Regions from separate parts of the Homo sapiens genome. Here region 1 is linked to region 2. A link is an interaction called in ENCODE POLR2A ChIA-PET data of the cell type or tissue named here. Cell type or tissue: GM12878. All regions are shown on one strand. Links, peaks and the distances in the headings refer to the core of each region. The heading gives the core; the rest is flanking DNA.

What was found. Peaks named below come from ENCODE experiments on the same cell type or tissue, not always from the same donor. Only the 100,000 strongest peaks of a DNase experiment are listed, where the experiment ranks them.
Region 1: POLR2A ChIA-PET joins it to region 2 with 11 read pairs; 17 of 35 experiments call an interaction of 5 or more read pairs at or near these places.

Annotation. Positions count from the first base shown.
Region 1 is chr7:21,410,566-21,415,946 of GRCh38, forward strand. No RefSeq gene overlaps it. Among named protein-coding and RNA genes, the nearest start is that of SP4, 15 kb to the right of the region's middle. In GM12878, for the core only: a CTCF peak has its summit at 594; a DNase peak (open chromatin) is centred at 2,066; H3K27ac peaks cover 1,237 bases.
Region 2 is chr7:21,350,831-21,356,211 of GRCh38, forward strand. No RefSeq gene overlaps it. Among named protein-coding and RNA genes, the nearest start is that of SP4, 75 kb to the right of the region's middle. RefSeq lists enhancers at 2,252-2,461, 4,526-4,575. In GM12878, for the core only: no CTCF peak of the experiment used is centred there; DNase peaks (open chromatin) are centred at 2,121 and 4,681; H3K4me3 peaks cover 1,375 bases; H3K27ac peaks cover 3,577 bases.

The sequences.
Region 1 (5,381 bases), core at 159-5,158, 60 kb after region 2:
AATCCAGGGGCATAAAGCAAAGTGAGAGACCCAGGCAAGTTTTAGAGCAGAAGCAAAAATTTATTAAAAGGTTTAGAGCAGGAACAAAGGGAAGTAAAGTACACTTGCAAGAGGACCAAGCAGGTGACTTGAGAGATCAAGTGCATGGTTTGACCTTTGACTTGGGGTTTATACGACGGCATCCTCCTCCCCTGATCGTTCCCTTGGGGTGGGCTGTCCACATGCATAGTGGTCAGCCAGCACCTGGGAGGGGCCGCATGCACAGTACGTTTACTGAGGTTGCACGCATGCTCACTCGAGGCGTTCGTTCCTTACCAGTGCAGTGCTCCTAGAGGAAGGTGATATAACAGTTAAACTCTGCCATTTTGCCTCTTTGTGGGCATGGTTGAGTCCACTCACCCACCTCCTGAGATCTTATCGGGAAGCTGCTAATCACCAGTTTCAGGTGTTTCTAGATAATGGGAGACTGCCTTTCCTTGGTGCCAGCTGTGACCAATTATTATTTTAGAGAAACAGTTTAACAACTGCTTGACCATCACCTGATGGCTGTCCAACCAGACATCTTGGTGGAGCCTGCCTCTTGGTGGAGGCAGGAGGGTGTGCTCTGTCCTGCCCTGCTCATGTCTGACTAGCTACCTACTGTAACAGGAGGAACTTGCTTTTAAGAAAGTCTCCAAGAATAAAGACAGGGATGGGAAGTATGGTAAAATTTTCTGGCTTTCCAAAAGATATATTCCTAACAGGCTGCCTGGATAGATTGTACTTCTCAAGGAATTCACATGAGAAACAGAAACAGACATGAGTGTGGGAAGAACACAAGATTTTTGGAAGGATTTGCCCATCTTGTGGTTGCATGTGTTACCAAGGGCTCCCTGGCCTAGAAGTAGGAAGGCAGGCAGACAGCAGGTGGATGGTTCGAGATTGGATAGTACCAGGGTGCCTTATGAAGTGTTTTCCACAGCAGCAGCTCCAAGGGTTGAGGGGTTGGCCCTGGAGTTATGTCAGGTCCAGCCAGGCCTCCTGTTTTTTTTTTCCCACCTCAAATGTGCTTTCCCCGTATTTTCCTGCTTCTACACCTCGGCTCACCTACACTGTTCTGTCTGGAATTCCCTTCCCCTCCCACCCTACAGCTATTCACATTTTGGGCATCCTTCAAGATCCAATTCAAGCTCAAGCTCCCTGACAAAGTTTTCCCTCACAGCCCCAGCCTGGAGGGATTGCTCCTTGCCTTAAACTCCCATTACAGTTATTGACTGGAGAATTCATTTTGCAATTAATCACCTACTGCCTTGTGACATCTCTTCAATTATGGCTTCAATTGAACTTTTATTTATGGTTTCTGGGTTGTATAACTTCTCCTGTGATGATGGTTTGTCATCTCTCCAGCTTCCCTGTGGGCTTCTTGAAGCCAGGAGCACCTTTTGCTTGTCTTTGGAGCCCCCATCACTCCACACAGCTCCTTACACAGGAAGATATACAGATTATATAAGCTGATACACTTTATTAATCATTAATATTCCATGCTGACACCTAACTGATAATCCTGTTTACTTTCAAATGATTATTTAACATGCGAGTATTGTAATAATATTTCTTCCCACTACAAACATGTTGTGTACTCTCCCTTTTCCATCACAGATGTTTCTGAGGACTAATGCTGTTCAGTTCTCTTGTCAATTTGATCTTAATTTTTCAGCAGAGATGGGAGAGCTTGGTAATAAGCGAACAGCTCTGGAAACAGGTGTCCTGGTTGGAGTCTTAGCTCTGCCATTTGCTAGAAGGATGAGCCTGGGCAAGTCATTTAACTTTTCCATACCTCAGTTTCTTCATCTGCAAGATGTGGATTATAACAGGCTTTTCACTGATCTATTTTGGGGGTTAAACAAATTACACCATGTGACATTCTTAGGTCAGCATCTGGTGAATGGTGAAGCCCTTGATAACTTGCTAGCTGTTATTTCTGTGTGACTGGAAATTTCCAAATTTAAAGTATGAGATTCACATGTCTTTCCACTCTTCTTTTATCACTAAAGAACAGAGAGCAGGCAGTGAAGCTGCCTCTCTACCTCAGAACACCAGGCTGCAGTCTAAACTCTGCCACTTAGTTTGTGTTATTTTAGGCAAGATACTCAACCTCTTTGGGGTGCTGTGAAGATCAGAGAGTAAACATCTGTGAAAGTACTTTGTAAACAGCATACTTGCTTACCCAAAGCAAGGAGCTGTGGGTGAGAACAGGAAATACATTTAACTGGTTCAGTTTTGAAAATCTTACCCTTAGAAAATTCGCTTTAGGAAAAGAGTAACTCTTTGTCTCTCTTTGGTTGAATTACCCTAATTATCTTATGCGGCCTTCATATTTCTTTTCTTTTTTATGTTTTTTCGTTGTTGAGGGTTTTCTTGTTGTTGTTGTTGTTGTTGTTGTTGTTGTTAAAAAAAAAAACTATTGGTGCTGTGGGAAGTCTTTCTGAGCCTATGATATGCTTCCTTTTCTCATCTGTAAATCTGGTTGGTCTACTAAACAAACAGCCGCATTCACCAAAGTCAGACACATCCTTCATGATTTAAAATCTGTGGCTGTGCTTTGACAAAGGAGCTCTGTAGGGAATGGTAATGCGATTAGGATGGTAACTGGCTGGAGGAGCAGGAACATGCCAACCAAACAACTCTCTTTGCAGGGTTCCTTGGAGACAAGTGTCAGAGGCAGGTTAAGAGCAAGGTTTCTGGCACCAGGCACTTGGGTTCAAATCCCCACTCCCTACCATTTATTTTCTGGGTAATCTTGCAAATTATTAAAACTCTGAGTGCCTCTATTTTCACATCTGTGAAATAAGAACAACTATAACACCTAACTTTTAGAGCTAATGGGGGATTAAATCAGTCAATACATGTAAAGTGCTTATATATAACACAGTAAGTGCTAAGTATTTGTAATTAACATACACATAGTCACTGGCAGCAAAGGCATGTCTTTTTGTACTAAATGAGCCTTCCCAAATGTCAGTGCATCCTGAGAAGCTGTGCTATGACAAATAGAGGATTCATTTTGTTTAGTCTGGAGGTTTAAAAATAATACATGCCTAATAGGTTTCTCTTCCTCTTTCCCCTTTTCCTCAAGGCCACAGCCAAGGTTAGGAAAGGTGGATCTGGAACATACTGATTAGCTTGAAAAAGATAAGAGAGTGAGTGAGCTCCAACACTGGTTGAGCCTGTCATCTAGGTCTTCCTAGGGCAGGAGTCATTCCCAATGAATTTGCTCCCTGGCTTATTTTGTCCAGCTGATAGAGAGAGGAAAAGAAAAAGGATGATGATGAAGAGGAGGGAAGAGAGAGAAAAATAAAGAGAATTGGTTTAGAGAATCTGGGCCTCTCTCTGGAGTAGGAGCCAACCCTTGGCCCCATCGTTCCTCTTCCACCTCTTAGAAGGGAATGTGGTAGCCAGAGAGATGCCTGGACCTTCTGCAAAGTATAACTTGCCCTCAAGTTTGAACTACCTTGTCTCATGAGTTGCATGAAAGGAAGAGAACCCATAGAATGAAAGCTCAATAAGAATCAGGCAGATTGGGCCTTCTCTTAGGAAAAGAAGGCCAGCCCCTCACTCCTTCTTACCTTTCTGACCTTATAAAAGAAAATGCATTCAGGCTGGGCGCGGTGGCTCATGCCTGTAATCCCAGCACTTGGGGAGGCCGAGGTGGGCGGATCATGAGGTCAGGAGATCAAGACCATCCTAGCCAACATGGCGAAACCCCATCTCTACTGAAGTAAAAAAAATTAGCTGGGCGTGGTGGCGCGTGTATGTAGTCCCAGCTACTCACGAAGCTGAGGCAGGAGAATCGCTTGAACCCGGGAGGCGGAGGTTGCAGTGAGCCGAGATCGCGCAACTGCACTCCAGCCTGGCGACAGAGTCTCAAAAAAAAAAAAAAAAAAAAAGAAAATGCATTCCAAGAACCCAAGGGAGGGATCCTCAGAACTGCAGAGCACTGCAGAAGTTTGTGGGCGGGGGGGAGCCATGGACATTGTTGTTTAGTTTAGCACTTCTCAAACTTTGCTGTGTGTCGAATCACCTGGAAATTTTGTTAAAACACATGGGTGGGGCTGAGATTCTGCATTTCTAACAAGCTCCCAAGTGACCCCATCTCTGCTGGACTGAGGAGTTCAATTTGAGTACAGTCTTCTAGATGAATGGTGTCCTAGAGCTGCATGATATAATAGTTTCCTGCCAACCTACTACCTCCTTGATAATGTGGCCCATCTGTGTACACTTAAACCTGGCCACTTGCGTCTTGGATACAGAGTGACAAGAAATGCCCTAGTCCTTGATTCTGATCCCGAACTTTGAAAGAAAGAAGAAGGAACAAAGAGTACAAAGGTTCTTATCTTGGCCAACCAGTTATGTGAGTGATTTTTTTCCATTCCATTCACAAGCTAGAATTGGCTGAAGGAAGCCTAATATGATTATCACAGCTTGGTGACATTTTATGAACTCTTGTCTTACGCCTTAAATTCGAGGATGTGAAATAAGATTATTTGTCATCTTCCTGATGACACGAGAACTCCAAATGACATCTTTAAAAATCTTATCCTTATGACTACCCAAATCTTATTAGTCTTTCAGTTTAGCTATCATGAATTGCACAACTTCTATATATCAGCGCTTTACATACACACTTTTATTTAATTTTTCCCCTCAAATATTTCAAGATAGACATCATCACTTCAATGTTACAGATAAAGGAATTGAGGCTCAAAGAGATCACATAGTTTGCCCCAGGTTACCTGGCTGAGGCAGGATAGGAAGCTAGGTGTGTCTTACTTCATTTCCTTTCTCTTTTCACTACCTGTCTCAGAGATAACAGGATAATTATTTTAAAATTAAGAAGAATTATTCATACCTGTAATCCCAGCACTTTGGGAGGCCGAAATGGGCAGATCACGAGGTTAGGGGTTCGAGACCAGCCTGGCCAACATAGTGAAACCCCGTCTCTACTAAAAATACAAAAAAAATTAGCCAGGCATGGTGGCGGGTGCCTGTAATCCCAGCTACTTGGGAGGCTGAGGCAGGAGAATGGCTTGAACCCAGGAGGTGGAGGTTGCAGTGAGCCGAGATCACGCCATCACACTCTAGCCTGGGCAACAGAGCAAGACTCCGTCTCCAAAAAAAAAAAGAAAAAAAAAAGAAGAATTATTCATTATTTAGAAACAATTTAAATCTCACAGTTGTTTGATATCCACTGACTTCCTTGATATGAATTTACTGCAAAGCTATTGAAGCTTAAGTTTCAAGGACCATTCACTCGCAAAAGTGCCTTCTAAGCCTCTGTATCTATTTTTATTCATAATTTTGTATCCTTTGTTTGGAAAAAGTGCCCCCCAACCTTAAAAACT
Region 2 (5,381 bases), core at 200-5,199:
GGCTGAGGCTTCTGGGTTTTTCTTTTGTTTTTTGTTTTCTGAAACAGGACCTCATTCATGCCCAGGCTGGAGTGCAGTGGCATGAACACTGCTCACTGTAGCCTCGACCTCCCCAGGGTCAGGTGATCCTCCCACCTCAGCCTCCTCCTAAGTAGCTACAGGCTTGCACCACCATACCCAGCTAATTTTTGTATTTTTTGTACAGATGGAGTTTTGCCATGTTTCCTAGGCTGGTCTTGAACTCCTGAGCTCAAGCTATCTGCTTGCCTCAGCCTCCCAAAGTGCCGGAATTACAGGCATGAGCCACCACGCCTGACAACTGGGGCTTCCTGAAAAAAATAAACAATAATAACAAGTAAGAAAGTAGTGGGAGGGGCTCTACTGTGTCGTCCCTGGGAAGACTGTCTTTTATTTCACTGACTTTGTGGGAATGGTCATGCCGTCTCTCTCCTTACCTGTTTGTAGCCAACACCAAGAGTGTACCAAATACATTACTCAGCAAGTCCTCAAGAAATGCATCCAAGTGAGAAAAGATGACTAGAATCCACATTTTTCTGCATTAGAAACTTTATAATGCGAAGCTTGTATGTGTAGAGGTCTTTGACCATCATTAGTGTCATAAATGGTCGCTAATACTTATATATATATGTATGTATATATATATATATATATTTTTTTTTTTTTTTCATTTTAAAAAATGAGGCCAGGCACAGTGGCTCACGCCTGTAATCCCAGCACTTTGGGAGGTCAAGGCTGGCAGATCACTTGAGGCCGGGAGTTTGACACCAGCCTGGGAAACATGGCAAAACCCCGTCTCTACAAAAAATACAAAAATTAGCTGGGTATGGTGGCTAAAAATTAGCCAGGCGTGATGGTGCGCAACTGTAATCCCAGCTACTTGGGAGCCTGAGGCAGGAGAATTGCTTGAACCCCCGGGCAGAGGTTGTTGTGAGCTGAGATTGCACCACGGCACTCCAGCCTGAGCGAAAAAGTGAGACTCCGTCTCAAAAATAAATAAATAAATTAATTAATTAATTAAATAAATAGATAATGATTAAGCAACAAAGATCTCTTAAAGAGTTGGAGTCAAACCAAGCCTAGAACTTTTCATTTTGTTTTACAAATTTTATTTCGGCACTCAATCCTTAACCAGATGTGACTACCTTTTAACTCTGATAATGCAGCAGTAAAATTGGAATTTGGATCTCCAACTTTATCAAAAATAACACATTTCTAGTTTTGAAAAGGGCTTTTTCTTTAAAAAAATAATAATTTGAAGGACAATGATTCAGCTGTTGTATTCTTCGAATAGACAATAAATAGAATTATAGCGTTGCTTTCTTCCCCTCCACCTCTTTCTCCTCTTCCACCTCTGCTATACAAATTTTCAAAAAATGTAACATCAATGTGAAATAGAAATGTTGCCATCCACTGTGAAGCAATGAAGTACAGTGTTCATTAAACCCACCAATCCAACTAGAACCCTGAAATAGACTGTGGAAGTCATGGATTCATCTGCATAAAGCCTTTTCCTTTCACCTCTTCTGGTAAAAGAAGCCCTCGCCTCTATGGGAAACAGGGAACATATCTTCCTATTTAGAAGGATTGCAGGGATGGGAAAGTCAGCCAACTTCGGCCAATCAGGCTCATCCTCTGGACTTGTGCTGTACCCTTTCTCTAACCAACTGTAGGCTATGGCACTAACAATGTATCCCTGGAGCAGTGTAGGGTACCATGTATTTTACCAGAGGAAAGACATTTTCAGAGAATAAAGGCAACATAGGGAAAAGCAGAGCGGAGACATGTAGAGAGAGAAGATTGGATGGCTGGGGAGGAGAAAGGAGTCAGAGCAAAAGACAGAGAGGAAACAAGACAGAGAAAAAGACAAGACAGAGAAAAAGAGAGGAAACAAGAAAGCAGAACAGAGAGGCTGAGGCTTTCGATAATGACATGTGGCACAAGAACCCCCATCTCTGTTGGAAGTCAGCAGCTCTTCTGTACCCTTCAGTTACATGCCCGAGGATATCCCAATTTTTCTTCAGCTTGTTGAGGTTGTCATTCTGTCATTTAAAAAAAATAAACATGTTGATGAACATGACCCCTTTATGTGTCTAATCAAATGAAAGAAGGAACTAAGCTCTATAGCAACTGTCCTTGCCTTGACATTTGAATATACCTTTGAGCATGCAGCAGATCAGTCCAGTGAAATCGAAACTGGAACTCAGTTATAAGCTTTCCAGACAGGGCTTGAGCTACACAGAATTTCTAAGAAAGTAAATTTGACTTTGATGTTAGTTCCTCTTTAGTGTTCCCCCATATGACCAGATTCTCACTGCTCTTGTGCAAGGGAGAGAAAAATCATCTGATATGTTTCATTAATGTTTAAAGGTTAATGAACTTACAGCTTACTCCTTCTGGTAACATAGCTGCATTTCACAAGGGTCAAGATCAATGTTTAATCTAAAGAAATGAATCTCTAATGCTGAAATCATGAGGACAGTAATGCATGGATGAGGAAGCTATTTTCTGTCAAGGAAATTATCCTGCTATTTACATGAGGATACAAGTGACACTTTAGGTATCAGAAGCTTGTGCATCTATTTAAAATCCAGATAAGTGATCATGCAAAGGATCGACTCATTTTTCTTTTCTTAGAGTAGAATGAGGCATACGAGTTCAATTATTGAACTTATTGAAATTACTTCCAATAAGTTCCTTCAAAATCCAAAGATATTAATGTCCAATCCTCCTTGACTAACTGCCCTCAGGGACTTTTACCAGCAGGCTATTCTTGACTATACGGGTGCCTAAGACATCGAAGATAAGTGTTGTTCTTAATCAAAATAAAACCACATTCAAGATTTCTGTTCATTCAAGTTACAATCTGTGCTGACAGGACACTAAACAAATACTTACTTTACACAATTGAATAATTGGAATACTAAAAATTTTAAAAGCATTAACCATCTGAATTTCTGAAGAAGGTGAAGAATATTCTAGATTTCTTTGGAAAAATTTCCCTCATTCACTTTCAGCCCTTTTGAATGCCCTCCCCTACATCTGGTCTCTACCTTTTTCCCTTTTGCTTCCTCCATATTCCATTCTTTGGTTTGGTTTGGTTTTGTTTTGTTTTGTTTTTTAGAGACCGGGTCTTGCTCTGTTACCCAGGCTGGTGTGCTGTGGTGCAATCATAGCTCACTGCAACCTGGAGCTTCTGGGCTCAAGCGATCCTCCCACCTCAGCCTCTCTAGTAGCTGCAACTACAGGCATATGACACCACACCTGGCTAATTTTTTTTTTTTTTTTCATTTTTTGTAGAGACAGGGTCTCCCTATCTCTAGGGCTAGGCTAGTCTCAAGCCATCCTGCCGCCTCATCCATTCTTTCTTCATTTGTTCTTCCTTTTCTCTTCCACCCATCATCCCTTCTTCCTGCCTCCTTCAATCGATTACTTGGTTAGTGTTTGTTGGGAAGTTAGTCAGTTCCAGGCAGTGGGCTAAACACAAACATGAAAAGATGGGGTCCTCGCTGTCGTCCTTTTCTGTTGTTGAGTAACAAATCACCCACAAATCTCGCAACTTAAACCAACACGCATTTATTACCTCCCCACTCAGTATACCAGAGAACAACCTGGTGTGGCAGGAATTTCTGCTCAGGGTCACCCATGGCCAGTATTCAGGTGTCAGCCGGGCTGGGAACTTAAGTGTAGGCTCTGAGGAGAAATCCACTTCCAAACCCATTCAGGTTATGACAGAGTACCCTACAGTTACAGGACTGAAGTGCTTTCCATCTGAGATCTGGGACCTGCCTCAGCTCTTTGAAGCCACTCACATTCCTTTTCCCATGGCTCCTCAATCTTTAAGCAGTAATAGTGCCAAATGACTATCGTGCTTCAAACCTGACTGCCTCTATTGTCATCAGCCAGAGAAAACTCCATTTTTAAAGATGTATGTTATTACATTGGGCCCACCAGGCTAATCCAGGCTGGTCTCCCTCTGTAACAAAACATAATCTCAAGCATGATAGCACATTCTGAAGTCCCAGGGACTCGGGAGGGACTTCACTGGGGGCCGCTTTAGAACTTCTGCCTACACATCTGCCATCAGGTGCTCACACAATACATACAAAAACAATAGCACTGCAATAAGATAATTGTACAAAAGAAAGTGCGGTAAACAAAATGTCACACATACATACAATGGAATACTATTCAGCCATAAAAAGGAAGAAAATTCTGACATGCTACAACATGGATGAACCTTGAGGACATTATGCTAAGTGAAATAAACCTATGATCCCACTTATTTGCAGTATCTAGAATAGGCAAATTCACAGAGACAGAAAACAGAATAGAGGTTTCCAGGCATTGGCGGGAAGAAGAATGAAGTTGTTGTTTGATAGTTATAGAGTTCTGTTTGGGATAATGAACGTGTTCTGGAAATGGATAGTGGTGACAGTCACACAGCATTGTGAACATACTTAAAAGTACTGAATCGTATACTTAAAAATGATTTACATGGTGAACTTCATGTTCTGTATATTTTACCACAATAACATAAAATTAAAGTGTTGAAAAAATAGACTGGAGGCATAAGAAAAGAACAGCATAACTTGCTTCCTGAAAGAGCAAAATGTCAGATTGGGCAGGAGATAAGATCAGATGGGTGTGGGTGAGAAGGGTGTGGACTGTGCGGTGGGAGGGACAATGTCATAATTTCAGTTCCCTTTTTGGTCACCACACAGCTAAGGTAACTTGATAATTTTGTCCAAACCTGCCTTCCTTTCTTGCACTAGCTGCCTGGAAAGCAAACCTTATTTAGCAATCACTAATAGTCCTAGAACTTTTGAGTGTTAATGATAGAGGTGTGAATCAAGTACCTGCTATTTATTAAGTGTCACGTTGGTGACCCCAAATTCACCTTGCTTCTAGGAAATAGAAAGAAGGAAACACAGAGACTGAGCACTATGCTGAGCACTGTGCTTCCTTACATAGCTTCAATGCTTCACAATGACAATGCAAGTTAAGTAGCCATGAAACTTGTTTTCCCCAGTTTTACCAATAAAACATTTGGGGTTGTGAAAGTCTGAATAATTGCCCGCATGTCAGGTAACAAAGAAAAGAAAGTACCTTCCCACCTGAGGGTCTTGTAATATGCTGTTCCCTCTACTTGGAATGCCTATCTACTTTCTCAACCTGTCACCACCACCACCATCATCTACACACACACACATCTGCTTAACATTCTGTATCTAATTCCTACCCATTAGTAAGCAAGGCTACCATATTCAGCTTTATAGATTGTGTGCTGCAAGAGTCCCAGGAGCACCATTCACGTAGACCACAATGTAAAAATGCCCTTGGAGTTGTGCAGTGCCCAACCT